Regions from separate parts of the Mus musculus genome. Here region 1 is linked to region 2. Evidence: chromatin loops called from intact Hi-C (ENCODE). Cell type or tissue: heart. All regions are shown on one strand. Each heading gives the region's core, and the rest is flanking DNA. Links, peaks and the distances in the headings are about the cores only.

Evidence for each region. Hi-C counts contacts between places; a loop is a spot of excess contacts. Peaks named below come from ENCODE experiments on the same cell type or tissue, not always from the same donor. Only the 100,000 strongest peaks of a DNase experiment are listed, where the experiment ranks them.
Region 1: a loop joins it to region 2, with 8 times the contacts of the local background. A loop is called at or near these places in 5 of 42 quality-filtered maps.

What each region holds. Positions count from the first base shown.
Region 1 is chr17:30,738,275-30,753,345 of GRCm38, forward strand. It overlaps Dnah8 (dynein, axonemal, heavy chain 8), which reads left to right. Exons shown (of 93, transcript NM_013811.3): 45 at 1,294-1,481; 46 at 2,853-2,939; 47 at 3,034-3,141; 48 at 4,382-4,516; 49 at 6,240-6,401; 50 at 8,484-8,730; 51 at 8,873-9,114; 52 at 9,573-9,713; 53 at 10,234-10,471; 54 at 13,173-13,315; 55 at 13,773-13,907; 56 at 14,548-14,670. Among named protein-coding and RNA genes, the nearest start is that of Gm24661, 36 kb to the right of the region's middle. In heart, for the core only: CTCF peaks have their summits at 5,884 (motif pointing left) and 8,187 (motif pointing right); no DNase peak of the experiment used is centred there.
Region 2 is chr17:30,983,904-30,998,974 of GRCm38, forward strand. It overlaps Umodl1 (uromodulin-like 1), which reads left to right. Exons shown (of 22, transcript NM_177465.4): 9 at 50-269; 10 at 810-947; 11 at 2,166-2,732; 12 at 3,937-4,194; 13 at 5,541-5,653; 14 at 8,176-8,389; 15 at 10,776-10,910; 16 at 12,224-12,543; 17 at 14,136-14,281; 18 at 14,708-14,944. Among named protein-coding and RNA genes, the nearest start is that of Umodl1, 37 kb to the left of the region's middle. In heart, for the core only: a CTCF peak has its summit at 6,542 (motif pointing left); no DNase peak of the experiment used is centred there; H3K27me3 peaks cover 1,259 bases.

The sequences.
Region 1 (15,071 bases), core at 3,257-11,256, 240 kb before region 2:
CCCAGGACTCAGTGGGTAGAAGCAGGGGAGTGGGGAATTCAAAGCCAGTCTTGGCTACAGAGTAGGTTCAAGGTAAAGTCTGGGATAGGAATACATGAAGCCTTGTCTCAAGGAAAAAAGACATACACAGTTAAAGAAAGCAAGCTAGAGATAGAGAGAGGACAGCACAAAGATCTCTAAGCCGGGTTAAAGGGGAAACAGGAAAACGCAGTAAACTTAGCAAAACAAATAACTCCAGAGAGGTTCAAAACTCTATTATATTCAGCTAACTAAAGAAAAAGGCTGTTAGGAAAAACATAATAGTTGGAGCCCAAAATGAATGAAACTACGGTTTATAAGGGGGAAAAAAAATCATCCTATCTTGAGTTGCCAAAATAGTATGCAGGTTAGAGGGACAGACTTAAACCTTCCCAGAGTCTCGGGATGGGAGTCTCCAGAGAAGAGGGAGAGAAGATTGGGCAGATAATGTAAAAAGAAAGCAAGCTTTTCACACAGCTGCAGGTGATGAAGGTCTTTGTCCTTAGAGAGTAGACAAGGAACAGTGTTCATGCCCTCCGGGTCTGTCTGGGTGTTTGCTTTCATAAAAGAAATAAAAATCCCTCTGGCCACTTTCTCTCTCATCCTACCCCTTGACCTTCTTATCTCACTGTAATAAAAGAAAACAGACAGATTGACTCAGCGGAGGGATGTCCCTTATCCTGCTGTTTTCCCCAGAGACTCAGGAGCTGACCCTCTTCATCCTCATGGAAAGTGGTCCTCACAGAGGGGGTGTGATGTCATCAGGAAGGCGGTCCTCACAGAGAGGGGGTGTGATGTCATCACAATGATGTCCTCATGGAAGGCAGTCCTCACAGAGAGGGGGTGTGATGTCATCACAATGATGTCCTCATGGAAGGCAGTCCTCACAGAGAGGGGGTGTGATGTCATCATAAAGATGTCCTCACAGAAGGTGGTCCTTACAGAGGGGATGTGATGTCATCACAATGACGTCCTCATGGAAGGCGGTCCTTATAGACAGTGTTATGTCACCACCTTTCAGGAAACCTGCCCACAATGATGTATTTGCACTTTTCCTTTGATACCATCCCATTTCATTGTGATTGGTGATGATAAGTGAGTAATTAAACAATTCCCATAACAAGGATGAAATACACCTTCATAAACAGCCCAGCGTGAAACTTCACATAAATTGCGTTTAGACGTAATTGTTGGGAAGCACTTTGGAGGAATGATTGCTGTGGAGAAGGCACCTCGCAGAGTGAAACTTTGCAAATTAACTATTTCTCTTGCCAGGTCTTGCACAGTCCGGTTCCTGGGGTTGCTTTGATGAGTTTAACAGAATTGAATTGCCCGTTTTATCTGTGGCGGCGCAACAAATTTACATAGTTTTGACAGCGAGGAAAGAGAGGAAAAAACAGTTCATCTTCTCAGATGGCGATTGTGTGGATTTAAATCCAGAATTCGGAATCTTCCTAACCATGGTGAGTACACGGGTTTTAAGTGCAAGTTGGAGAGTTTAATTGTTGTAGATAGAAATAGACAAGTCCTTGTATTATAGGATAAGGGAGCCAGAAGTCATAGATTCTCTCTTTATGTGGGTATAAAAAATTTTTAAATTAGTCATGTCTGCCTGTGTGTGTGTGTGTGTACATGTGAGTGTAGGTGCCTGTAGGAGACCAGAAGAGGGCGCTGACTTCCCCTGGAGCTGAGGTTTATAAGTAGTCATGAGCTGCCTGCTGAACTCCTGGCCCTCTATAAGAGCAGCATTTACGAATGCGAGCTGCTTAAAACCACAAAGATATTTTTTTCTTTCTCATGCCTCACACTTGCTATGGGTTGACAAGGATGGGAGCTGAGAGGCCAGGCTCTATCCTTACTTCTAGTTTTGGGCCAATCAGGTGGCCACTGTCTCAGTCATTGTTGGATGCTATAGCAAAGAAAAAGAAAAAAAAAATCATGCCCTGGCTTGGAGTTTCTGTCCCGAAAGGACACACCCAGGTCTCATGGGACAAACTACACCTACCCACAATGGGGCCTGGAGGGGATTATAGAAGCAGACAGCTAGGATAACGCCAGTGCCCCTCTGTCTCATTCTAGAGCTCCAGTATTCTCTGAGTAATGTCTTCTGGCTGAGGTACCGCAGGCTCAAATCACACACAGCCAGTAAGAGAAACTAGCTGTCCTGTTGTGTGTGAGTGTGTGTATGTGTGTGTGTGTGTGTGTATGCATGTGTCTCTGTGTGTGTCTGTATGTGCGTGTGTGCGGTGCATGCAGGTTTGTGCATGCACATACTTGCATATGCACCCGTGTATGGGTATGTAGAGACCAGAGGTCAGTATCAGGAGTCTTTCTGTATTGATAACCTTAGTTTTTGAAACACAGTCTCTCAGTTATTGCTGCTGGTTGTAAGCCACCATGTGGGTGCTAGGAACTGAACCTGGATTTTTTTCTGGGAGAGCAGCCAGTGCTCTGAGCCACTCAGCCATCTCTCCAGGCCCTCCCCTTTAATAACATATTTTATATCATACTTGCTCAGGTCGATTCATTCAGCGCTGTTCTACATTTTAAACCAGTGGCACGCACAGGTGCTTAATTTTTTTTGCTGTGCAAAACTGTGTGTGACTTTGATCACGGATTAAAGCTGGGGTATATTTTTAAAAGGTATGGTGTGAAGTTACATTAAATATACAATAAAAATATATTAAATAGGGTGGACCAATATTCATTTTTTAGAAAGCAAGGGCATTTTACAAACCTAATATTTTTGTGTACTGCCTCAGAATATGCCTGAGATGTGTTTATGTCCAGGAAGTAAAAACTGAACCAATAATCAAATATATCCTAACTCTTAGAACCCTGGATATGCCGGGCGCCAGGAACTGCCAGAAAACTTAAAAATCCAGTTTAGAACAGTTGCAATGATGGTTCCTGATCGGCAGGTACGTCCCAGGACTTGTGAGAATAATGTATGTTCTTTACTTTGTTTTCTCCCACCGAAGTTGCTTACCAGTGTCTCACTGTGTTAACCTGCAGATCATTATGCGAGTTAAGCTTGCTAGCTGTGGCTTTCTTGAAAATGTTATCTTGGCGCAGAAGTTTTATGTTCTCTATAAACTCTGCGAAGAGCAGCTTACTAAACAGGTAAGAACGCATATTTATTATTCCTGTAAAGAATTTAGGCTTTTGTTCCCATTTCTTTTTTTTTTAAATTAATGTGTATGCATGTGTGGGTATGTGTCTGTAAGTGTGGTACCCACAGAGTCAAGAAGAGGGCATCAGATTCATCTTAGACTCATAGCTAACTGGTTGGCAGCTGCCAGATATGGGTCCCTGGGAACTAAACTGGGGTCCTGAGACTGAACTTGGGTTCTCTGCAAGAGCAGTGTGTTCTCTTAACCCCTGATCTGTCTTTCCCGCTGTTGAGGCTAGATTTTTTTTTAAAGATTTATTTAATTTATTTATATGAGTACACTGTAGCTGTCTTCAGACACTCTAGAAGAGGGCATCAGATCCCATTACAGATGGCTGTGAGTCACCATGTGGTTGTTGGGAATGGAACTCAGGACCTCTGGAAGAGCAGTCAGTGCTCATGACTGCTGAGCCATCTCTGCAGCCCTCTGAGTCTAGATTTTAACTTTGCTATTTTACCTTGATAGATGCTAATCAGTGAGATTAAACAAACACACGGAGTCACTCCTAAATATATGCACAATGAACTTGACCCATTGAGCACCTGTTTACAAATGTTTTAATTCAGAGATACTTGGAGATTCTCAGGGATCGGGGTGGAAAAGGTCCAGGAAGATGTGTACCCTCCACCCCACTTCCTCTAGTATCAACATCTTGTAATAGAGCATAGAGATACAATTCAAGAGTTTTGCCAATTATATGTTCTCTTGGAGTGTGTGTGTGTGCCTGTGCGCACACATTTACATCACACATGAAGATTAATGTAACACCACCACAATCAACAGCCAGCACTCATATATTACAAGGTTCGCTTCTGCCGTCTTTGTACTCTCGACTTCCCATCTTCCCAAATCGCTAAGCTGTCAAAGCCACCGATCCTCTTCTCTGTCTGAGACGTTAGTTCAAGGATGCCATGTAAACGGAATGTGTGACTTACAGGCTCCGCATTTAAAAATCTATTGTCTGCCTCTCAGACTGCATTCAGCTGTCCTATTCTGAAAACAGACATCAGGTTTGAATCCTGTCATGTCACCTCGCTTTTTTTTTCTGACAGAAACGCTCCCTCTCCTCCCTCAAAGGGAAGGAAGATGAATTGAGCTGTCAACACTTCCAGCATGGCCACTCACCAACTGCAGCAGTGTATTGGAAGTTTTCAATGACGCATCTTTGCTCTCTCTTTCCCCTGCCCTAGGTCCACTATGACTTTGGACTGAGAAATATCCTGTCTGTGCTGAGGACCCTTGGGTCTCAGAAAAGAGCTCGGCCAGAAGACAGTGAGTTAAGCACGGTCATGAGAGGGCTACGAGACATGAACCTTTCTAAACTGGTAAGTATGAACTCAGATCTTGGTGTGTTTTGCCAACATATAGCGAGAGTGCCTCCCCTGTGGTTGTGTATGGTAAACCAGGGCCTCAGAGAGAGAGGGCTTCTGCTCCAAATTTCCAGTCCACTTTACCTTAAAGTTGTTTTTGAATTTAAAATTCTTATTTATGGTGTATGATTTCGTTCCTTGCATATGTGTTTATCCGTTTACCCTGTATGTGCATGAGTGCCCTTGGAGGAACTGGAATTAGGGTTGGTTGTGAGCCACCGACTGTGTGGTCCTCTGTGAGAGCAGCAAGTGCTCTTAACCACTGAGCCATCTCTCTAGCCCCCTTAAAAATTAAAATTTACATTGACGTATGTGTTCATGCACGTGCATGTGTGTAAATGCATGTGTGTAAATGCATGTGCAGAGTGCCACATCGTGAGTGTGGAACTCAGATGACAAGTTTTGGGAGTTGGTTTTTCTCCTACCAGGTGGCTCCCAGTGACTGAACTCAGGTTGTCTCGCTTAGCAACCAGTGTCTTTGTCCACCGTGTCATCTTAACAGCTCATCAATGTAGGTTTCTAGCATTGTCCACAGAGTGACAGATTCTAAGCATGAAGCTCTGGGCTCACAAGGAACTATGAGAACTCTATGCTGTGTGTGTGTGTGTGTGTGTGTGTGTGTGTGTGTGTATGTGTATGCTTACATGGGTCGGAGGAGGGTGTCAGATCATTGTGTGGTGTGTGTCTTTCTTTCTTTCTTTCTTTCTTTCTTTCTTTCTTTCTTTCTTTCTTTCTTTTTTTTGGTTTTTTGAGACAGGGTTTCTCTGTATAGCCCTGGCTGTCCTGGAACTCACTCTGTAGACCAGGCTGGCCTCAAACTCAGAAATCCGCCTGCCTCTGCCTCCCAAGTGCTGGGATTAAAGGCGTGTGCCACCACGCCCGCCTGTGTGTGTGTCTTTGTGTCTGTGAGTGTGTGTCTCTCTGAGTGTGCCTATGTGTGTGTATGTATGTATGTGTGTGAGTGTATGAGTGTCTATGTGTTTGTATATGTGTGAGTATATGTGTGTAAATGTGTATGAGCATGCGTGTGTGTGACTGTGAGTGTGTCAGTATTAGTGTGGAGTGTGCATATGTGTAAATGTGTGTGTGAGTGTGCATATGTATGTTTGACTGAGTGTGTGAGATAAGTGAGGTGTGTGTGTGTGTGATATGTGCATGTGTGTGTGTGTGTGTTTGGGGGGTTGGAGTACTCAGTGATTAAGAATACTTGCTGCTCTTCCAACAGATCGGAGTTCAGTTTCTAGCACCCATGCCAAGTGGCTCCAAACTGCCAACTCTAGCTCCAGGGGGTGTGGGGTGGGGAAATCCTACGCCCCCTTCTGGCGTCTGTGGGTAACTGCACTCATGTCTACATATCCACACATAGTCACAGACACATACATAAAAATAAATCATAAAATAAAAAGTACTGAGGGAGCTCCAGTGGATAGAAGAAGTTGAGAAGGGACTGGAAGTTGGGAACACAGCCATCTGTGTATTAAAGACACAGCACACCAAGTGTTGGGGGAGGGGGTCAGCTTACGCAAACCTACTCCTTAAAGATAAAGACAGGATGCTGATTGGATAGAGATTTCCAGCCACTGTGGGATTAAGTCACCGGGGGCAGGGTGCATATGTCCTACTTAGCTAAGAGACAACTGTTGACTGAGTACGCTTGTGCTCATGTCTGCCCTCCTAGGTTGACGAAGATGAGCCTCTGTTCCTCAGCTTGATCAACGACCTGTTTCCGGGGTTACAACTGGACAGCAGTACTTACGCGGAACTGCAATCCGCGGTGGACAACCAGGTTAACCTAGAAGGTCTGATAAACCACCCACCCTGGAACCTCAAATTAGTGCAGGTAAGGGCATCGGAAACCCACAGCGAGTGCCCATCAGCGGTCACGGCGTAGCCCACCCCACGATACTTACCAGATGTGAATGTTGAAACTGAGTTTAGATGCCAGGCCTCCACCATCATACGGCGAATCCTCAGGGTTGCGTTTGTCTTAGGAAAGAGTGCATTGCCCTGTCGTGCGGCAATCAGGCAGTCATTTAGTCGAGCTGTTACTTCACCCTCCTGAGAAGGTTGACGGTTACTGGAATGGGAGATAGTTGGGATGGGGAGGCACGGCCCAGCAGGCCTCTTGCTGTGGGCCTGGCAGTACTACCTGCTGCAGACGCTTCAAGGGGACACACCCTAGAGCATGAGGAACCTAGGTCTGCTCCTTTGCTTGTGTGTGTGTGTGTGTGTGTGTGTGTGTGTGTGTACATGAGGTGTGCAGGTGTGTGTATGAGCATCTGTTGGCATAATTGCTTTGTCATTTTCTTGGGTTATTAGAAGTCTACCTCCCTTCCGACCCTTATTCCTCCCCGATCCCTTCCAGCCCCCAACACTAAGGAGGAGAAAGAGAAGGTCAGAGGGGCGAGGGGGCACAGACCTCTTTAGACTACTTCCTGCAGATGAGAGGGGCATTGTGTTCCTTGGGGCCAGGCTGATCGTCACAGTCAGGAGAGCTCCAGCTTCTTGTTAAACCATCACAAGAGCAAGCAGGAGCAGCAGGAGGCTGCAGGAAGCAGCAGTTGTCTTCTTCCTCCTCCTCTTCTTCCTCCTCCTCCTCTTCTTCCGTCTTCCTCCCTCTCCTCCTCCTTATTCTTCCTGCCTCTCTTAGGGCTCAGGCATGTATGCCCTCCTCAGAGTTCCCAGAATGAAACTATCTGCAGCTGGCAAAAACCATGCCACTGCCCTTGCCCCGATCCGAGGACGAGACAATCATAGTTAACAGCTGTAGACAGATTGAAGCAGGCCCATACCCCACACCTGGGACTAAAACAAAAACATTTACACATAAGGTCACTGGGTGGTTAAAGAAACCAAAACTCTCCCTACAAGTGTGTGTGTGTGTGTGTGTGTGTGTGTGTGTGTGTGTGTGTGTGTGCATGGATGTGCATATGTGTGAGTGTGAACATGTGTTATGGCTCAACTACATTAGATCTTTAGCCCAGGCTGGCCTAGAACTTCCTATATAGTCGAGGATGGCCCTGACCTGTTGACTGCCCCCCCCCCCTGCTTTTGTCTCTGGAGTGCTGGGATTATAGGAGTGTGCCCCCTTACACGGTGCATCAGAAGCCGAGGGCATCACGTACTCTAGGCAAGCCCCTCCTGATTGAGCTATTTCCACAGCCCACTCCCTGCTGTGTTCTTAGTATGCCTCCTTAAATCCTCTCTCCCACTCCCACGTACCCATGTATGCTTCTTGTTCTCGGAGCAAACGGAAGACTGAAGGCACTTTGTGTGTGGGCGCAGGGGCAGGCATTTCCCGAGCACTTATTGCTCCCAAGTACTATCCCCTCAAGGAAGGATGGCTGGGCGAGGGGATAGGAAGGCCAGGTTCCTCTGCTTCTAGGTGGAGAGTCCCTGGTGGGGTCATGCTTGTCTGCCTGCTGCAGCTGTCCTCCGTTGCACCTTACCCCAGTCTTCCCATCCCTGGGACTGTAATATCCACACCCTTCTTTGTATCTTCCGAGGGCTCTCCCCAAGTAAATCACTTCCACATGCAAAAATCTTTATTCAAGCTGTGCCTCTGGAGACCCAGAGGCAGGCTCAGGGGCACCCTAGATCTTTACCGAGATGCTGTGCGCTGCTGCTTTCCACCACTGGGGGGCGACATCACCACACAGCACACGCACCCACCCACCCATGTCACATGAGGCAGAAAGCAGATCCTGAATTAATTATTTGCAAAATGTAATTCAAGCCCCACGACATCATTACTTTATCACCTATGTTGTTTTTCAACGCCACACTAGTTTTGCTTCCCAAATCCAGTGAAACAAAGGACACTTAGATATTATTTAAAGCCTTTAAAATTTCAGCTAGCACGCAGAAACATCAGCCGGAGACTAATAACCTACGTTTCCCAATGTGTCATTTGATGGTGTAGTTATATGAGACCTCTCTGGTACGGCATGGCCTGATGACCCTCGGGCCCAGCGGTTCTGGGAAGACGACGGTCATAACAATTCTGATGAAATCATTAACGGAGTGTGGGAGGCCTCACAGAGAGATGCGAATGAATCCAAAGGCGATTACCGCGCCTCAGATGTTCGGCAGGCTGGATACAGCCACCAACGACTGGACAGATGGGATCTTTTCCACTCTGTGGAGGAAGACATTAAAAGCTAAAAAGGGTAGGCACGGGCCTCCCTCCGAGTTCACTCTTTCCCTGCGAGCTTATTAGAACGGACCTTGCATTTGCTCAGTTTCCCGTTTTCATTAGTTGCAGAAGGAAAAACCGATCTATCTTCCCCTACTTCCCGTCCTCATTTGCAGGTGAGAACATCTTCCTCATCCTAGACGGCCCCGTGGATGCCATCTGGATTGAGAACTTAAACTCCGTGTTGGACGATAACAAGACGCTCACCCTGGCTAACGGGGACCGCATCCCCATGGCCCCTACCTGTAAGCTGCTGTTTGAGGTGCACAACATTGAGAACGCCTCTCCTGCCACGGTGTCAAGGATGGGCATGGTATACATCAGCAGCTCGGCTCTCAGCTGGAGGCCGATATTACAGGTGGGGACCGGAAACAGGCCAGGGTCTACAGGTCTCTGCTCTTCTCATTTTTGCTTACGTGTGTACACGCGTGTGCAGATAGCCCAGTGTACGGGTACATGGGGATGCCATTGGATAACCTTGGGTGTTTTTCTTTAAGCCACCTTACCATCCACACTTCTTTTACTTTGTCTATAGTGTCTCTCAATGGCCTGGAACCTGTCAAGGAGGCTAGGCTGACTACCCAGGGGGTCCCAAGGACCTGCTTGTCCCCTCCCCCTCCCCAAACCCCATCGCTGGTATCATGAGCACATGCCAGCATATCCGGCTTTTTTTTTTTTTTTTTTTTTTTTTTGATGTGAGTTCGGGGAATCAACCCCACGTCTCCGAGCTCGCAAGACAAGCAAGCACTTGATCTACAGAGTCGCACTGGCAGCTCTACACTTTCCTAGTGCTTAGATGTTGTCCTTTGACCTCAGGCATGGTTGAAGAAGCGCAGCCAGCAGGAAGCCTCCGTCTTCCTGAGTCTGTATGATAAGGTGTTTGAAGACGCATACACGTACATGAAACTAAGCCTCAACCCCAAGATGCAGCTCCTGGAGTGTAATTACATCATGCAGGTGAGACTCCGCTCTGCTTTGTACCCACCCTTCTGAAAACACCTGAAGCTTTCCGCTCGGCTGCCTCACGGGGCACCTAGTATAGGAAGTCCTACAGCCTAGGAGCTCTTTTTAAGTGGCTTGGGGGGTGAGGGCTCTGAGATTTGAATCCCTAGAGAAAGAGGGATGAATCCGCACACTAGTAATCTAACTTTGGAGCCAGGAGCCACAGAGGAGGCCTTTTAGTTTTTAGATGGGGAAAGCAGACCCAGCCACAGGAGCTGGGGTAGAACCCACACTTGTGGCTTCCCAACTCATTCCTCACTTCCGTTGGTCACACAGCCCGACCGAAGCTTTATCTGTCCTCTAACACTGGGGACCGCAAGGACACTCATCAGGCTATGTCTTGAGATATTATTTCTGTTTTCTTTTCTCTTCCCCCTCTTGCTTTCCATTTTCTCCTTTCAAAAATGTCAGCCTGCGCATTTTTAAAATTGAGACTAAAAAAAAAAAAATGGATCTTATCTGAAATCTCTTCCAGTCTCTCAATCTCCTGGAAGGTTTAATCCCTTCCAAAGAAGAAGGTGGCGTCTCGTCGGGGGACCACCTCCACAAGCTGTTTGTGTTTGGTCTGATGTGGAGCCTGGGAGCCCTTTTGGAACTGGATAGCAGGGAAAAACTGGAAGTCTTCCTCCGAGGTCACGGGAGCAAGCTGAACCTGCCGGAGATACCCAAGGGCTCCCAGCAGACTATGTATGAGTTTTACGTTACCGACTACGGTAAGTGCGGCTAAGTACGGTTCAAACAAAGCGACCTGAAAATACAAATGGCCAAGGAGTTGAGAGCTAAGGCCACCGGGGAATCTAACTACAAAGATGTTTTAACAATAAGCCAGAGGTGGGATTTTTCCATATCAGCTGTGCTGAGGGTGACCGCCCTGACTTCTCCACTTGGAGTGGTCTAAGGAAGATCGGCTGGGAGGAGCAGCTCCCGGCACATCGCCTGCTTCCTAACGCTTAGGAAGTAACAGGGAAGCACACACAACAGAGGGGTCCCACCACCTCTGTTGCCAATGCCAGTGCGAATAGAGGGAGCCCAGTGGGCAGGGCATTGCCCCTGGCCCCGCTCAGCTTTCCTTTAAATCAGTGCCCTTCGACTCAATGCTTTTATCCAGAACCAGGCTCGAACTGCTCCCTTGCCTCCGAGACAACAAAGCAACCAAAGATCCTGCCCTGGCTCCTATATTTACCTCTGCTGCTTCTCCAAAGCGCCAGAGCTGCAAAGGCGTTTTTGTGTGGCTATATTAAAAGGAGAAATAGGACAGGAGGGGAGATGGGAGAGAAAAACAACGAGAGAGTAAGCAGAAGGCACGCAGCCTTTGATTTAGCACACGGGCCACAACCTAACTCCTAGTTGCGGAGTAATTTGCTGTGCATCTCCGAGAATCTCCGGAGGGCTCAGGGAGCAGGAGCAGGGGAGGTGGAACTATTAGTCAGAGGGCTTGTCCTCAGTGTCTTTAAGAAAAAGATCCCCTAACTCTCTTCCCAAAGCTGCCACCGGGTAGCGGGGCCCACGCGACGCTGCCAATGAGCTTCTGGCTTTCCTTGGCACCTTTGAGGGCGGCAGAGCCTTGCCAGTGAGTTGGGGCACACGTCTGTGTTCGGAATGGCCTTCCTCAAAGGACTGAGATAGAGGGATTGCGTCACTGTGCAAGTGTAGGGATCAGAGGACGACTTGTGGGAGTTGGCTCCCTCCTCCCACTCTGTGGTGCTGGGGATTGAACTTAAATTGTCAGGCTTGGTTGCAAGCCCCTCTAGCTGCTGAGCCATCTCATGGACTCTTTCTAGTCTTACCACTGTAAATGGTTTGTGCTGATAGAATTTATATGCCTGAGCATCTGTGCCTATGAAGTGAACCAAAGCATTACGTACTCTGGGCTCATAAAGGACTCTCAAGTTGTTATCTCATCCTTCAGTGTGTGTGTGTGTGTGTGTGTGTGTGTGTGTGTGTATGTATATCTATGTGTATGTGTGTCTGTGTATTGAATGTGTGTCTATGTCTCTGAATATATATGTTTTTGTGTACATATATATGTTTTTATGCGTCTATGTATATGGTTTGTATGTGTATAGTGTGTAATGTAAATATGTGTATGCATTATATATATATGTGTGTGTGTGTATATATATATATATATATATATATATTGGGGGGAGTTCTTGTTATTGTTGGACATCAGCACTTTGGGAGAGACTCCATTCTTAGATTTAGAAGTCCCTGCTTTCAGGCCAGATGGAATTAGAGTCTGAGCCTCTAGCATCAGCAAGTGGAGCGTGGTGTATAGACCAGTGTCATTTAGCCACTGGGAAAAGGCAGAAGGGAACCCTATCACAAAGAGAAGGAGGCTTCCAGCAGGCACTTAGGGAAACCCCACCGGAACCACCCGTCTCAACAGGGCTGGAAGGAGTTGATTTGGAGGAGGCCCCTAAGGGCTTTAAGAGGTAATGCAGAGGGACCCGCACAGGGAGGAGGAGCCAGAGAGGAGACTGGAAGACAAATCCACAAACAGGGAAACTGCATGGATGGGTGCACGGGACAAATGCTAGGATGCAGACAGGTGATTCCAGCAAGGTACAGGGGCCTCGCCTTTGTACTGAGCTGACAGTTGTGGAACAGCCCCCTCTCAAGCAAGCAGAGTTTATCTTCTCTTTCAAGATCAGAGAACCATTTACAGTAACACTGTAAAACCTTCAGAAGAGAGCGACTCTAGCAATCTGTCCATGTCGAGAAAAGGCTTCAGTTAATCCCAAGGCACACAGAAGAAAGAGCAACAATTAAAACAGAAATCAATGAAATAGAAACTAAACTGGGGGGAGGGGGAGAAACCAAACGGTAGTTCTTTGTAGAGATCAATGAAAGCGGTAAACCCGTTAGCGGTCTCAGGGGACCTGGAAGAGAGGCTCAGTGGTAATGGTCAGTTTACCACGTGAGAGGGCCTGAGTTTCACCCCCAGAACTGATGTAGAAATCTGCTGTGGGATGTGTACGTGCAATCTCATCTCTGGGGGAAAGGGAGCCAAGAGGATCTGCAGTGCTCACCGGCCAACCCTGTCTAGCCTTAGTGTTGAAGCCCCAGGCCAGCGGGATAGTCTGTCTAAAAACAAACAAAAAATAGATAAATAAAAACATCCATAGTGGACAGCGCTCGAAGGAAAGTCACACTTGAGGCTACCCTCTGACCCCGACATGCACACTCACATAAACACACACACACACACACATGCAAAGGTACACGAAAGAAATAAACAGGAAAATAAGTAGCCACTGGTAAGAATGAAAAGAGGGGACATTAGGTAAGTAGATTTATCGTGTCTTGGGAAAGCATTTTAACTCTTTGCATGATCTGAGCGACAGTCCCTATCATGTAACGTGACCGTCGATGACACATTTTGATTACGACGGAATTCTACCTGCCGTGTAGGTGACTGGGAGCACTGGAACAAGAGAATTCAGCCATACTTCTATCCGACGGACAGCATTCCAGAGTACTCTTCCATCTTGGTTCCAAATGTGGACAACATCAGGACCAACTTCTTGATAGACACGATCGCGAAACAGCACAAAGTGAGTGTCCCAGACCGTGTAAGAAACACGTTTGCTTTCATATACCACAGACTGAAAATGGAAATCCCAACACAAGGGCCCAGAGGGTATGTCGCTGTGGAGAGACACTCTGACAGTGGTCCAGGTTCCACAGTGTTCTTTCTTCCTCTCTGTCTCCCCTGGGCTGATGAGGGATGTGGGCGTGGCCTTCCAGACTCTCTTCCCTATTCCAGTGAGCTTGCAGATAGGCATCCTTATTCTCTTCCAGCATCAAGTATTGCTGTGTGAGGTTGTTTTTTTTTTCTTCCCTAAATGTTAATTTCACTGGGAGAGACCGAAATATGGGTGTGATTGTAGAAAACAAACAACAAGTGGAGTCTGTACTCCTGGGGTGGTGAGTAACAGTAGGTAACATCACACAGAGTTTGGTGCTGAGCACAGGATGGCCCCCCTCAGCCCGGCCCTTTCACACTTGCAGGCGGTTTTGCTCACGGGAGAACAGGGCACGGCAAAAACGGTAATGGTGAAGGCGTACCTGAAGAAATACGACCCTGAAGTGCAGCTGTCCAAGAGTCTGAATTTTTCCTCTGCTACAGAGCCAATGATGTTTCAGGTAGGATCCGTCATTTGCTGTGGAAATGAGCGGACTAAAATTTTAAAGTGGTGGTTCTCATAAAAGGCACTCACTCCAAACACGGGTTTGGGGATTCAGTTAGCATCCGTGAAATTTGCCTCTTTTTTAAAATTTATGCATATGTGTGTGTGTGTGTGTGTTTGTGTGTGTGCACATGCACACACATGCATATGTATGAGTTTATGTGTGCCGTATGCATGCAGGAGCCTGAGGAGGCCCAAAGCAGGTGCCAGATCTCCTCAAACTGGCATTTGTAAGCTGCCATGTGGTTGCTATGAACCAACTCTGGTCCTCTGCCAGAGCAGTAAGCTCTCTTAATTCCCGAGGCATCCCTCCAGACCCACGTCTGCTCTCTCACGACTGAACTAGATCTAAGCTAAATCCAAGTAGCGCGCTTTGGCTTAGTGTCGAAGCTGAGGCTGGGCTCGGGAGCATATCCGTTTTAGTGTACTGGTGGCTAACATTCCTGTCACTTGTTTTTACAAAGGCAAGTGTTGCATACTTAAGAGTTTAGGTTTGAACTTCCGGGTTACGTCAGCCAATTGCTTCCGATTTTGAAAACAATGAGTCACAAGGATTGAGATCCAGGGTCTGTGTCAAGCCATCTCCCTTTCTCTAGAGGACAATCGAAAGCTACGTGGATAAGAGGATGGGGAGTACCTACGGCCCCCCAGGAGGGAGGAAGATGACGGTGTTTATTGATGATATTAATATGCCCGTGATCAACGAATGGGGAGATCAGGTATGTCTGGGGGACTTCTCGTAGCTGGCACACAACTCCCCTGAAGTTAGAGCTACGGGAGCTTGCGTGTCATCCAAGGTGGGTACGGGGTGTCAAAATGGGCTCCTCCGAAAGAGGTACTCGAGACTGCTCAGTCCCCTTCCAGCCCAGTGTCTTCCGTCACAAGCAACCACCTGCAGTTAGTCACAGCCCCGGGACATCTCCTTCTGGAAACCCGTCTGAGGGTTGGGAGGATTCCTTACATCTACTTGGCATCTTGATTTCTTGCCCTTTTTGGCTTCCCTGCTTCAGAGCTTGCTTTTGCCCTACCTGGCCCCTCTCTGATGCCTACCCAATAGCTAAACCATGGTCAACAAGCCAACGAAAGGCCCCATCTCATCCGCTCGCTCATCCACTCATTG
Region 2 (15,071 bases), core at 2,600-10,599:
GGGGCATCTCCAGCAGCCATCTGAGCAGCCACGTGTGTCTCCCGGCTAGGTGCAAAACTCCTTCCCCCAAGCCATCTCTGACCTGTACAGACAAGGGAGGCTGAGGATGCAGATCGTGTCTCTGCAGGCAGGGAGTCTAGTGGTGACGCTTAGACTCACCCTGCAAGACCCTGACTTTTCAGTGGGGGTCCACACACTGACGCCTATGCTGCCCGTCCTGTCTGTGAGCAACGTGTTCCAGGTTGACCAGCAGAGGACATTCGTGCAAGGTATGTTGTCTCTTAGGGCAATGGGGCTCACAAGTTGCTCAGGCAGCAGCAGTTTGAGCTAGTCTTCCCTTTACCTGAAAGTCAAATAAAATAAAAGTGTAAATCATATCCCGGGCTCCTCTATGAGAAGCAAGGGACAGAACCTCAGGCTCCTCCTGACGTGGGCTCCTTCCCTCTGGACTGCCTTTTACAGTCACTGGTCCGGCACACAGTGCAAAAGGAGGAGTCCATAGGGCAGGGATGAGAGGTGGTGGAGGTCGGGGTAGGGAGATCCCTGTGTCAGGTGGTCAGGGCACGGTACTACAATGTCTGTCAGTCAGCTGCTCACCTTGGAGCTGCTTCACCAACCCTGTTATTAATTCTTTTTGCCAAGCCAAAGAGAGAATTTTCACGTTGAGTGTTTGACAGACTTGGGCCTCAGGAGGCCCATCCGTGCCCAGCAGTTCTCTGTAGGAAGGGCAGAGAGAGTTTGTCTGCTCCCCTTCTGCTTCCTGACCAGTCCGGCCCCTTTCTCACTAACACTCCCTCCTCTTCCCACAGACTGGGATGAGTGTGCACACAGCTCGGAGCATGACTGCCACCCGAGCGCACGCTGCATCAACCTGGAGGGCTCCTACACGTGCCAGTGCCTCACAGCCAGGGATGCCAGCCCCTCCAGGGCTGGCAGGGTCTGCGAGGGTATGTATGCATATATATATATATACATACACACCACATGCACACACACGCGCGCACATACACATAAAAGAATCCACATAAGCAAAGTACCCCAGCCCAAGAAAGTCACGAAATGTCCCCAGGAGCGGGGGTGGGGGGGTGAGAGGGGGCAGGCAGTGGTGGGAAATCATTTCTTAATGGATTCAAGATGAAGAGAATGTAAAAACTAGAAGAGGGACCTCCAGGGGTGGGGAAGGGGCTCCTGAGTCTTAGTCCTGACGTATCTTTACCCACTCTCCAAGTCTTTTAGTGGGGGAAGGGGCTGAGCTAAGAAGCAGAAGGCAGATACTTGCAGATATCTGATTCTGTATCCGATTAGTTAAGTCTACCCTTACAGATATCAGATGTTCTGTCCTGATTAGTCATGTCTGCCTTGGGAGCATGCTGGGGAAAAGGAGCTCTCTCTCTCTTTCTCTCTCTCTCTCTCTCTCTCTCTCTCTCTCTCTCTCTCTCTCTCTCTCAATCTCTCTCAATCTCTCTCTCTCTCTCTCTCTTTCTCTCTCTCTCTCCCTCCCTCCCTCCCTCCCTTCCTCCTCCCCCTCCTTCTTCTTTTCCTCCTCCTCCTCCTACTCCTCCTCTTCCTCTTTCTTCTCCTCCTTCTCCCCCCATCTTGTGTGTGCATATGTGTGTGTGTGGTAGTCACATGTATGTGCATGTGCTTGTAGAGGCTGAACCATACACCTTGTGCTAGGATTAACCGTATGTACACACTACGGGTCTCCTCTCACTGGAATCCAAAACTCACAGATAAGGTTAGCCTGGCTGATTACTGAACCCCAGGTATCCTCCTGCCTCTGCTTCCTCAGAGGTGGGATTACAGGTCCACACCACTGCGACGGGACAATTTTGTTTTTATAGATTCGCTTTCCATTATGTATCTGCATGCTCGTCTATGTTGATGGGTGTACACTAATGCCGTTGCCTGCAGCGGTCCAAAGAGAGCACCAGATTCCCTAGAGGTGGGGTTATAGAGCACTGTGAGCTCCTTACTGAATCCGAGGAACGAACTTGTGTCACCCGGAAGAAGAGCAAGTGTTCTTGGCTGCTAAGTCATCTCTCCAGACTCACAAAGGGTTGAGGGCATCTTTGCAATGCAGTGTCTTTCTCTAGGGATGGCTCTTGCTTGTAAGGAGACTCTGATGGCTGTTTCTTGCATCTGACAGTGGATATATCTTGTAGGTGACATGGTGATCCCCACAGGAGATGAACTGTCTGTAACAACGAAGGTCACAGTCCCAGCTGCCAGTACGGGAATAACAACCTTTGGCCCAGAGACCCTCACCGAGTCACTAAGTTCCAAGCACCCAAGGAGCACCCCAGCAAGAAGTCAAACCTGGACCCCAGTGCCCCCATCAGTGAGAGATGGGGGTAGCATAGTCAGGCAGGATAGGAATAGCACGGGACAAGGTATGGAGGTGCCCAACGTGACCCCAAACCTGGGCAAAACCCACAGAAGTACCAGTGGGGTGACAAGCTCTGTTCCCTGGGCTCCAGGACAGACCCATGGAACCCATCAGGGGACCACAGATGCCCCACTGCACACCACTCGAGAGTCACAGGAACTTATCACCAAAGATCCACCCTTCCTGACTGCTACAACCACGGGCTATGTTGTGTGGCACTCCAGTCCCACTTGGAAGACACCTCCGAACTCCACAAGACTACAGAATGAAGACCCTCGATCTTCCTCCTTCCCAGGCCCGCCATCGGCCCCAACCGATGTGACTCCAGAGTCCCCTGCCTGTGGTGAGTCATCTGGGGACAGGGACCCCAGTTGGAACCTCAGCCTGTGTGGGCCCTGGCGTCAGACTTGCCAGAAATGTTGGTTGTGCCTTCTCATCTTGAACATAGGTGGGCTCAGACATGGGACAGTGTGGTTCTCTTTGGCAGCAGGTGTCTGGTCTAGTAAGAGAGAATAAAGGCTCCCTTCTCATCCCCGGCTCTCTCCCTTTTTACTTCTTATGAGCCCTTGGCTTTCAACAGTTGAGGGAGAAGATAGACAGGAGGGAGAGGGACTTTAGGGAGTATGTATCCCATCTAGTACTGGAGCAATCCCATAATTCCAAGCAGCACCGCACCCTCATCTGTCATCAGTGTTATACTATCCCAGCTTCCCAAACTCCAGCTTTCCTGCTGACCCCATGAAGCCCTCTTCCTCACCCCAGCCACACTGAACCTCCATTGATTATGCAGCCCTGACATCTCCCAGCCTTCAATACCCCTGTGTGTACTTCAGTTATCTACGTCACAGCTGTTCTGCAACCCCCCAGCTGGTCCAGGTGGTACACAAAGGGTTTAGTTTGTCACCAGGTCTTGGGAACACCTAGGAATGAATGACCCTTCCAACCAGCATGTGGGCTGAGGCTCATGGCCTAGCTGACAGTGTCCCCTGCCCCTTGGTCAGTTTACCATGCCACATCCACTGTGGATTTTGCCCAAACTGAGCCACTGACAAGGGTGACCCTTGTTTCCTCTGAGGTACAACATGGGCTCCAGGACCCTGTGAGCCAGGATTATCCCACAGGAGACTTCCCTGTCAGAGGGACTCTCAAGCCAGCAGTGCCAATGTCTGCCCCTGGGACACCTGTAAAGGATTAGACTAGATCACCTTGTGGAGGAGCCACCCAGAACCTGCAGAGGAGGAATGGTTTGAGGCAGCCTAGGACCCCAGGGCTGGGGATGAGCCATCCCTGGAACGAAATATCCTAGGAACCAATTCCTGTTGTCATAACACAGGGCTTCCATTAAGAAGCCAAGCTAAGGGTCCCACAAGGTCCTGTGCACAGGGGTACTGTCTCTGTAATGGGGTCATGAGAGTCTGCATCACTGGCTGGCTTCACCCCTCCCTGCATTGTTAAATATTAGACTTTGGGCCTTTGGAAGCTCTTTTCCTGTCCCACAATGTAGGTGGATCGATGTTCATGTCAACGATTTTTGTCCCACTTCCCAGTTCCTGGACCCATTGGAAAGGTCACGGTCTCTAACGTGACCAGTACCAGCTTCTCCCTCGAGTGGCCTGCAGACATCCGCCTCTCCCCTGCCTTCCACCTCACATTGGTCTCTCCTCGGGGTCCTGCCATGACCATGGAGACCCAGAACAATAATGTGACATTGTCAGGACTGGAATGGGGAACCTTGTATCTGGTGGAGATTGTGGCTAAGGTGTGTGGGAAAGAAGGTGCCAGAACACAGCTGAAAGTGCGGACAGGTAAGGATCTCTGGGCAAGCAGACAGGCATGAAAGTTGAGCAGAGAATAAGCTGACTGTGGGGTACTGGGTGTCCATACCCTTCTCAGCATAGAAGCACCTGGCTCACTTTGGGAGGAGATGGTGTCAGACTTGAATAACAACACAGGGACCCCATTACACAGGAGACAGTCCTTCCCACAGTTACATAGTCAGCTAACACCCTCTTTTCTTCTTAATTACTACTTGACATCTGTTTCCCAACACACGACTCTTCTATGTGTGTGATGCTGTAGACGGTCTTCACAACTCAGGGAGTTCCCCACACTCTGGGTGCTGTGTCTCGAGGTTGGGGGTACATTCTTTGGGTGGTGCCTAAGATGACCTATTCGGGTGCAGTAAAAACAGCTCATGGCCATCTGGAATAGAGGGTGGTCAGGCAGGAAAAGCCCTTGTGTCTGAGCCAAGCCAGGAGACCCCTGAAGGTCTCCTTCACTCTGGAAGGAAGGGGTTGTCTATGGGTGTGTATGGCTCTAAGACGTGTCCCATGTCTGCTCCTACCGTTGCTGCTGCTATGGCCCTCCCATTACGTTGTGTGTGCCTCTGACCATGGTTCTGGCCCCTTGGTACAATAACACTGTCCCCTCTCCCCCAAGAACACGGGGTTTGAGGCTCATTGGGAACGGTAGTGGGATGGCTTTACAGTTTGTCTTAGGTCTGAGTGAGATTCTCTTGGGAGGTGCACTGGATGTCACCAGGGGGAGAAGGTTGTCATTCCCATTTGGTGTCCCAGGCTCCTTACATGGAGCAGACATGGCACAGCCATTCAGGGACTGGGTTGAATATGTAAAGACTGACGTGCCAGAAGCCAGGATGCGACTGGGAACAGTCTAAGCTCTAGTCTATGTGCATGTTCCATGGGTTCCTAGAAGCCCCAAAAGGCAAAGACTCACAGAGAATAGGCCAGGTCAAAGTGGGGCCACCCTTAGACCACAGAGAGGTATGACCACAGGGCGGGAAAGGAGCTGACTGAACAAGGCCCCCCAGTGAGGCATAGGCGCTGAGCTCTGAGCAGAGGCTTGGTATCCAGGTAAGTCTGGTTTACACTGTGGTCTTGACTGTCTCTTGGTGCCTGTTTCCTCTCCAACTGTCCCGGTTTGCTAGCCAGCTGCCTGGCTTGCAGTAAAAACTCAAGAGACGCCAGCCAGCGGCATGCTGTTCCATATCCTTTGGAGCCTGGTGGTCCATGGCTGTGGGCAGCAATCAGTCTCTGTTTCTTCTTTGGAGCCAGGACAGCTTTGATGCTCCTGTAGCCATCAGGGACACTGAAATGACAGTCTGTGACCTAATGCATTCTCCATCCTGCAGTGGCCCAGAAACTTGCCGGTAACGTCCGGATCACGAGCATGCAGTATTCGGAATCCTTCCTCAATACCAGCAGCAGGGAGCACCGAGAGTTCGTAGAGTTGTTCTTCAGAACGGTGAGTTAGCATGGTCAGTCCTACTCCACAGGAATAAAGGAAGGAGGCAGGGGGATTCTACATGCTGCCAACTAGGTATAAGACCTATGGGTCTTGTGGATTACCTGTTTCTGGGGGAAGCTGGGCCAGACTCCAGCAGGTTTAAGCATCCTGAACTGTCTGGCTGTGGCCTGTCTGGAGGAGGCAGAAGCCATACCCCTTCTTGCTTCACCTTCCCTGTGGAGCAGAAAGCCCTGTCTATATTCAACAAAGTGCTTAACCAGGGTTTTGCTGGTGCAGAGCCATAATCAAGAAGTGGAGGCAAGAGGATTCCAAGTTTAAAGCCTATGTGTGCTACCGAGAGAGCTCATGACTAGCATGGATGACTTAGTGAGACCTGCTTTGAAATTTATAAAATAGAAAGCTAAGGGTGTTACAATGTTTACCTGGAATTCACCAGACTCTAGGTTCCATCCCCTGTAATATGTATGCACTGAATGCATGTGGGCATGCATGCATGCACACACACACATACATGAAATTTAAAAGTTGAGCTCCATTTCAGACAGTGTGATAGTCGCAAGTGTGAAAATCCACTGGTTTATATTGTTTGCAAATATCTGCAGCTACCACCATCATCTAATTTCAGAATGTTTAATTACCCTCAGTGGAAACCCTATACCCCTTACAAGTTACTTCTCCCCCAGCCCCAGCCCCGGCCCCGGCCCCGGCCCCGGCCCCGGCCCCGGCCCCGGCCCCGGCCCCGGCCCCGGCCCCAGCCCTAGATTGCATGACTTTTTAAAGTATAGATAAAGCACCTATAATCTAGTGAACCAGGGGAATTTCAACCTAGCCAGGAAGTCTGAGTTTTAACGGGAGGGCTGGACAGTGCCACCTAGTGTTGATTCTGATTAACATGCTGGTATGTCCAGAAGCCAATGGGTGCTACTCTGATGGAGTGGACCATGCAGCCTCAGGAGCTGTGCCAGTCTGGCTCCAGAGGCTCTGAGGCCCTGCTTTCTTTATCCTGGATTTCTCAACTCTCCAAGTACCTGGATCCAAGAGTCCTCAGAGGTGATGGATAACATGCATCACCTCTCTTTAAATGGTTGTATACAACATCAACAACGGATGTTGATTGAGCCCCTTCCCCACTTTGATGGCCAACTGCAGCAGCTCCATCCCAAGTTTTTAGATTAGCCTTTCCCTTTAAGAATATTTCATCCTTGGCCCATTTTTGAACACAGTTGCTTTACCTGTCTAGTGTCTCAGGGCAGAAAACAATTGTGTACCATATACACATTCAAGATACCAAGCCCGGCTCTGGAGGTGATGGGCTAATGGCTCATCATTTCCTAGCAGGGTTTAGAGCTCTGCCTGGAGATCACTTTGAAATGGTGACATTTGAATGGTGACCCAATGCTTTGGCAGATCTATCTAAGGAAATCAGGGGAGGGGGTTGAGAAGCAGGAGTCCCCTAGATAAGCACAGTGGCTGTCTGCCCAAGCCCCCCAAAGTCGGCAGGGGTGGGGATGGTGATACCCAGCTTCTGATGGGAGACAAGGGGGTTCTCTGCCCTGGGTGTCCCAGAGGAGGAAAGGGAAGGCCAGGAGCTCATGCCATGGGGCACTGTCCCCTATGGGTTTCTCTAACAGTCCCTGGAGGCACTTTTTCCAGGGTAATTTGAATCACATGGACTGGTAAGGTTTATCATAAGACCATGTGTCTTTAACTGTGTTGGGTTGGATCAGAACGATGCAGTCTGTGTCATATGACTGTGCTCTAAAACATAGAAGACAAAAGCAAGCCTTTCAGAGGCAGGAACTCTGTGTGTGTGTGTGTGTGTGTGTGTGTGTGTGTGTGTATCTATGTCTGTGTGTGTCTGTGTGTGTGTGTATCTGTGTGTATCTGTATCTGTGTATGTCTGTGTGTTTGTGTCCTGATAGGGCTGGCTGTGTGTGTGTGTGTGTGTGTGTGTGTGTGTGTGTGTATCTATGTCTGTGTGTGTCTGTGTGTTTGTGTCCTGATAGGGCTGGCTGCTGGCGACACTCACTCAGAAGTAGCCTGGAAACAGGTGGATAGGAAGAAGAGGGGAGGGGATGGGGATAAGTCCTGAAGCATTAGAGGCAAAGAAACATTCTAGAAAAACAAAGGGCATAGGTGGTCTTCCTCCTCAGGACCACTCAGCCCCCCACTCTCCCTACCTCTGAACTAAGAACAGGTGACTGTTAACTGCCATTGTGAGCTTCTGTGTTACAGGCCTGTATGGACGGGGTTCTGCTGGCATTGCCCTCTGTTCACCTCAAGGGCAGCTGTTTGCAGCTGTTGGCTGCTTATAGGGAAAAAGGACTCTTCTGGGCATCATCAACACCCAAGGTGTTTTGGGCTGGCCTGTGAGGGCCAAGAACTGATTTGAGACTTGGACCTTCTTGCCACAAACCTGTCCTGGATGCCAGGCAGAAATTACCAGGAGCATCTATTCTTAGGACAAATGGCCTGTGACCTCAGCAGGCAGCCCTTCTCACACAGCCTGTTTCTCAAAGGTGCGGGACTCTCTGCCAGCCACGCTGCGTCAGCACATGGATGCAGGCAGGATCCGTGTGGACATCATTAACATCACAAATGGCAGCATCGTGGTGGAGTTTAATCTGCTAATGACAGCAGACCTTGATGTCAGGGAGGTGTCTGCTGGCTTCCTCAATGCCTTACAGAACACATCGATGCTGGAGGTGGTCAGAGGCAAAACTTTTATGCAAGGTATGCAGGGGCTGGGCTTGACACTAATCTGCCCCAGTCAAAGTCAGCTGTGGCTCTTGGTTAGGAAGATGTGCTCTGAGCCTCTTCATGGGGATTCCCAGGAACGGTCTGAAGCATGAAGTGGCTTTCTTGTCTTTCTTATTGCTACCATACTAGTGTTAAAACTGAAGGGTTGAACCTTCTAAAAGTCTTAGGGATGTCCCTTCCCTGTCACCCAGGGCTTTGATGAGCTGAGAACAAATCAGTCATTCTGGGCAGTCAGAGTGTCCAGGAAGAGTCCACAGAGATCCTAGCAGAAGCAACAGTGAAGAAAACAGGGAGAGATGGACAGTTTAGACTCTTCCCTCCTTAGATATAAAGAAAAATGACAATTGGCTCATATACAGGGTCTCACTATATAGCCTTGGTTGGCCTGGAACTCACTCTGTAGACCAGGCTAACCTCACATTCATAGAGATCTACCTGCCTCTGCCTCCAAAGTGCTGGGGTTAAAAGCGTGTGCCACCATGCCTGCTCCTAGATAGCTGTCTTCTTCTTCTTCTTCTTCTTCTTCTTCTTCTTCTTCTTCTTCTTCTTCTTCTTCTTCTTCTTCTTCTTCTTCTTCTTCTTTCTTCTTTCTCTTTCTCCTCCTCCTCTTCTTCTTCCTCTTTCTCCTCCTCCTCTTCTTCTTCCTCTTCTTCTTTTTCTTCTTCTTCCTCTTCTTCTTCTTCTTCTTCCTTCTCTTCCTTCCCCTCCTCCTCTTCTTCTTTTTCTTCCTCTTCTTCCTCCTCTTCTAGTTTCTTTTCCTCCTCTTCCTCCTCCTTCCTCTTCTTCCTCTTCTTGTTTTTCTTCCTCCTTATCTTCATTTTATTTGTCTTCTTTATCTTCTTCTTCTTCCTCCTCCTCCTCCTCCTCTTCTATTTCTTCTATGAAGACTTTAAATTTAACATGTTTTTTTTATTTGAAGAATGAGAGGAATTCCCTCAGTAAGCTCGGGTTTTCAGAGGAAAGGACTGCGATACTTGAATCACTTGAAGATATCAATCCTCCTGTCAGGCAGAGTAAAGCCGCTATTGTAAAAATGATAGAAGAAAACTTCCCCAACAAAGTAGCGAAGAGTCAACAGCTCTGAGTGCAGAGTGAGACCACACAGAGATGACAAAACCTGAGCCTGACAGCCCAGTGTGCACAGGACACTAACAGATAAAATCCCAAAGCACACTTGGGAGGCAGAGGCAGGCGGATTTCTGAGTTCGAGGCCAGCCTTGTCTACAAAGTGAGTTCCAGGACAGCCAGGGCTATACAGAGAAACCCTGTCTCGAAAAAACAAAAAACAAAACAAAACCCAAAGCAGTACAAGTCACTGACAAGTCATGTGATCACTGAGGCCATGGATCCCTTTGTCCAGATTACAAAAGGAAGAAATAGAATAAACAAAACTGAGTTAAAACAAGCCAGCTCCAAGATTCTCTCTGAGCTAAGCATGGATCTTAACACAGCTTGGTGAGCTGGGGCTGTGGAGTCTGTGAAGTGGACTGATGGGGTAGGATTTCCTCACCTTGTTTGGAAACCCAGTGATCTACAGCATCTTCCTCATTGGCCTGGTAGTGCATTCTGGGACTTTGTCCTGAGAGAAGGGACTTCAGTCCAGACCATAGTAAATGCAAGGATAGCCATCTTTAGAGCATCTTCCAAAGCCAAGTAATTGGAAACGACTGATAGCCTGGGCTAAGGGCTGAATTCCTTCTACACTGTAGGCTGTTGTCATCTGCGAATGGGTTTGTTGAGGTGGAAGGTCATATGCTGAGTTATAGTGGGGTGTCACATGTGAGTACACATATATGTATTTATGTGCTGAGCAGGCACATGTGTGTATGTACTGGTGTGAGTATGTACTTGTGTGTGTATGCAGTGTGCTACCACTGAGCCACAGCCACGGCCCTGAAGTCTGCTTTGTAAAGACCCTCTGAGTTTTTGGTTCAAATCCCTGTTCTGCAGGGGTGACAGACTGAATGGGCAGAATGATGGAAGGCACAAGGGAGGGGGTGTAGGGGGATCTCCTGGGTTCAGTGCTTTGCTGCTCAGGCCTCCAGTCCTGTGCATCTCCTGGCTCTAACAGTGGGCTGAAGTGGGTTCAGATCTGTGGGACCCCCTTCCCTGTCTTATAGCTGTATCCTACCATAGCCCTGCCTCCCCACTCCCACGGCAACCCCCAGCCACACTGAAGAGTCTCATAGACTGCCCTGAGCCTGCCACATCCATGTGGCCTGTTGTCTGGATATGTTTCCACCTTGCCTCCTGAGATGCACTGTCCCAGCAGGACTGTGCATACAGCTGATGGCTCTGCTCACCCCAGGGCCATTCGCTGGTCCATCATGGCTTCCACTCTTCTCTCAATGCTTTTCAGATTACAACGAGTGTGACATGAAAGAGGATGACTGTGCCCCTGGGACATGCAGGAACACTTTCGGGTCTTTTACATGTAGCTGTGATGAGGGAGGACCTGACTCACAGGTGGAATATTCTGGAAGGTCCTGTGATGGTAAGTCTCATAAGCCTTTTCTGGAATGGTCTCATCATCTCTCCTATGGATGCTCATTCCTAAGAAAACAGAGCCTTTGTCCAAAGGAAGTCAGCCTGTTTTTTTTTTTTTTATGACCTACACAAGTTTTTTGTATGTGCATGTGCACGTGCATGTATATACATGTGTGTGTATTTGCATGCCATACATGTAGGGTATATATGCATATACATATAGAGTATGTGTTGTATATGTATGTGTTTGTTGTGGTGTATTGTGTGTGTGCATGTACTGTATGTATGTGTTTGCAGGTCCATGTATGTAAGGTATAGATGCATATATATATAAGGTATGTGTTATGTATGTATTTGGTATGGTGTAGTGTGTATGTGTGCACCTAAGGCATATATGTGTGCATGTATGTGTGTGCATGTACTGCTTGTGTGTGTATGTGTGTAGGATGTATGTGTGTATATGTGTATGTATGTGTAGGGTGTGTGTGTGTGTGTGTGTGTGTGTGTGTGTGTGTGTTATCTGTGTGTGACTGGCCCTCCCTCTTCTTTCATATGTGTCCAGGGGAGGGAGACAACCATCTGTGTAATTAAACAGAGTCTGGGACAGGGGAGCTGCTTTGCCTGAGGAAGTAGAGTACAGAGAAGGTTGCATCATGTTGGAGCTGGCCATCAGGGACAGCGAATCCAGCACCTGCCAGTGTGGGTACAAGCATGCGATCAACTGGCTGAAACTTGGAAGCCTGCAGAAATGGATGGTAGAGGGAGCCATGCTGCCCAGGATGTGGGTGACCTCTACATGGGAGACCTTTCCAGGGTTCCCTGTATGTTACAAAGGTGTGAGTTTGGGGGCAAGAAGGAAGCCAGGCTCCCAAGGGGGCACCTTGGGACTCTACTTAGAGATAGGTCTCAGACTCCAGGGCAGGTTACTTCTTCCTTCATGCCTAGCACATCCATGGCAGACCCTACACATAAATACACATATACACACATACATACATCCTACACACATACACACATAAGCAGTACATGCACACACATACATGCACACATATATACCTTAGGTGCACACACACACACAATACACCATACCAAATACATACATAACACATACCTTATATGTATATGCACATATACCTTACATACATGGACCTGCAAACACACCAAAGAAAGCCGAGTAGCCTGCTCTGTGCTAAGTGTGGGGGCTCTGTGGCTGGAGCCGGCAGCTCCTGAGTATGGCTGCCTTAGAGCACAGATGTCTACTCTGTCCCTCCAAGCCCCAAACAGCCTCATCCTGAGCCTTTGTCTCCTTGGAACCTGCAGGTGACCCTTCTGGCAACATGACCCAGACCCCAGGCTCAGAGTGGTCTCCTACCCCAGCAGGAACTAGGGGTGTCCCTGTGCCAATTGCCAGCTCCACAGCCCAGGACCTTCCCCTGCGGCTGAACCTGATGGACGCTGTTAGCGTGTCCTGTGAGATCGAGACGGTGATCATCACCATCCAGAAGCGCTTTCTGCAGCAGGCGGCCATACCTGAGGCCTCCCTGTACCTGGGAGAGCCATCCTGCAATGTGAGCAGAAGCAACAGCACACACGTGTTTCTGGTGGCTGGCTGGGGCGAGTGTGGGACCATCTTACAGAGTGTGAGTACATGTGGCTGCTGTGAGCCACCCACTGGAAGGGGCCTCAGTGTGGGGAGGGTTTGCACCTGGTAGGGAGACCAGGAAGGCTCTTATTCACTCCTGGGCCTCTGACTTCTAAGCTAGAGACCCTGAAAGAGGAAGTCAGACAGGCCCACACTGTCGCAGTTAGCACACTGGAATCCTAAGGTAGATGCAAGACCCACACTGCAGAATTCTTCTGGTGCAAAGGGACTGGGGTTGGCCAGGGTCAGGGTTTAAAGAGTCCTCCTCATGTGTGTGCATGAGTGTGCATGTTTATGCATGTGTGAATACACATGTGTACACATTTATCTATATGTATATATGAGTATACATGTGTGCCAGTCTGGTTTCTGTCACTGTGATAAAATATCTGCGGCAAATCAACTTAACGGAAAGAAAGGTTTGTTTTAGCTCACACTCAGAGGTTTCAGTCCATGGTTGGTGGACTCTGTTGCTTGGGGTGGAAGAGCATGATGGAGCAAGGCTGCTCACCTTGTGGTGGCCAGAAGTGGGGGAGGCAGAAAGGGGAGGGGTAGAGAGGGAGAGAAGAGAGGGGGGAGGAGGAAGAAAGAAAGGAGGGGAAAGAGGGAGGGAAAAAAGGGGGTGGGGAGATGAAGAAAAAGAGGGATGGGGAAGAGAGATGGAAAAGGAAAAGAAGAAGAGAGAGAAAAGAGAAAAGGGAAGAGAAAGAGGAGAAAGAAAGAGAGGAAGGGAGAGGGGATGGAGAACAGGGTGGGGAGGAGGGAGAGAGAAAAAAAGAGGGAGATAGGGCAAATGAGATTGGATAGAGAGAGAAAGGGGAAAGAAGGAGGGAAGGAGAGAGAGAGAGAGAGAGAGAGAGAGAGAGAGAGAGAGAGAGAGAGCACAAGAGCACCAGCATGTACTAAGATCCAAGTGCTCCGCTGAGCCCCACCCCCAGCCCAAGGCCCCTCTTCCTAAAGCCTCCTAGTTGTCCACAAATGCGCAGCCACTGTGAGGGGCCCAATACAGCCCCAGCAGCCTCTCATGAGCTCCTGTTTCTAAGGAGCATCACTAGGATGCCAGCCTTAAGACCAGTAACTGTAACACGTGCTCTAGTGTCCTTCGCATGCCAAGCTGTTCCCCGGGAATCAACACTTCTTTGCAGGAACAGGATGGGTGCAGGAGCTGGCAGATGGAGGGTTAGGGTCGCCTCTGTACTCAGAGGCAAATATTCAATTTGGCAGTTCAGTCCAGCTGGGTTTGGGGAATGCTGAGAGAAAAGGGAATGCCATTGATTAGATACAGTGTGACACGGTCAGATACAGGTTGATCCAAGGACATATGTTGCCATATATGCGATTGGTAGACTGGTCTCTTTTTTTTTGGTGTGTAGGATAGAAGCTAGAGAGAGGTAGACACCAATGCCTAACATGAAAATCTCCAGCAGGTGACATCAGGAGACAAATCTGTAGCAGGTGACATCAGGGACACTTGTCCGGAGTTTTACACTTCTGGGGATAACCCTACAGTCCCTGGAATCTAGCGGCAGTTGGGGGTCTGGGCCCCCTGAGGCCCAGGAGATCACTTACATCTTGTCTGTTTGTGCTTAGAACATGACCACCACAGTGGTGACGACCACGCTGAGGAACAACCTGTCCCCAGAGGGTGTCATCCACCACCCACAGTTCCTCAGTCCTATCCACTGTGCCTTCCAGAATGACGTTCTGACTTCCTCGGGCTACACCCCACAGTGGGGGTAAGTGGGGGCCGCTTGGGATCCCTCTAGCACCTCTGCTTGGCTTTGAGTCTGACTGCACAAGTGGGCAGAACTTGTGCCAGCTTCCCCCATTTCTGTCCCCAGTCCTTTGTAGGATTAACTAGAGAAGACCAAATACCCTCTCTGTCTGGGGCCAATCAGCTAGGAGGAACAGCTTCTAGGCAGCAGCCTCCAGCTCTTCAGACCCACAACCTCGATGGCAGCCACCCTCTCTCTAGGGCAACCTCCCACACAGAGAGGAGTTAGCTCCTTGCTGCAGCCAGCTGTGCATGAATCGCCACTTGTCACCTGCTGGTCTTCCTTGACTTCTGTGCCTCCTTAGAATCACCTTTGGTGGGGAGGAACTGGAAGAAAGAACTTCATAGAGCAGGTTTCTCAGAGCCTCTATCCCCTGCCCCTCTACAGGGTCTACACCGTCATCGAAGACCTCCACGGGACTGGAAATTTTGTCACAGAAATGCAGTTGTACATTGGCGATTCTCCCATACCTCAGAACTATAGCGTGTCCGCCAGCGATGAGATCAAGATTGAGGTGGGGCTTCACAGGCAGAAGAGCAGTCTGAAGGTCGTGCTGACTGAGTGCTGGGCCACCCCCTCCAGCAACGCCAAGGACCCCGTAACCTTCAGCTTCATCAACAACAGGTAGAGGCCACACTCCCTTGCCCAGCCCCATTGCCGATTTGAACCCCTTGGTATCTCCAGGCAAACTCTGAGTGGTCGAGGCTGGGGCTAGATGAGGCATCAGCCTGGGGCTAGCGACTTCCAAGAA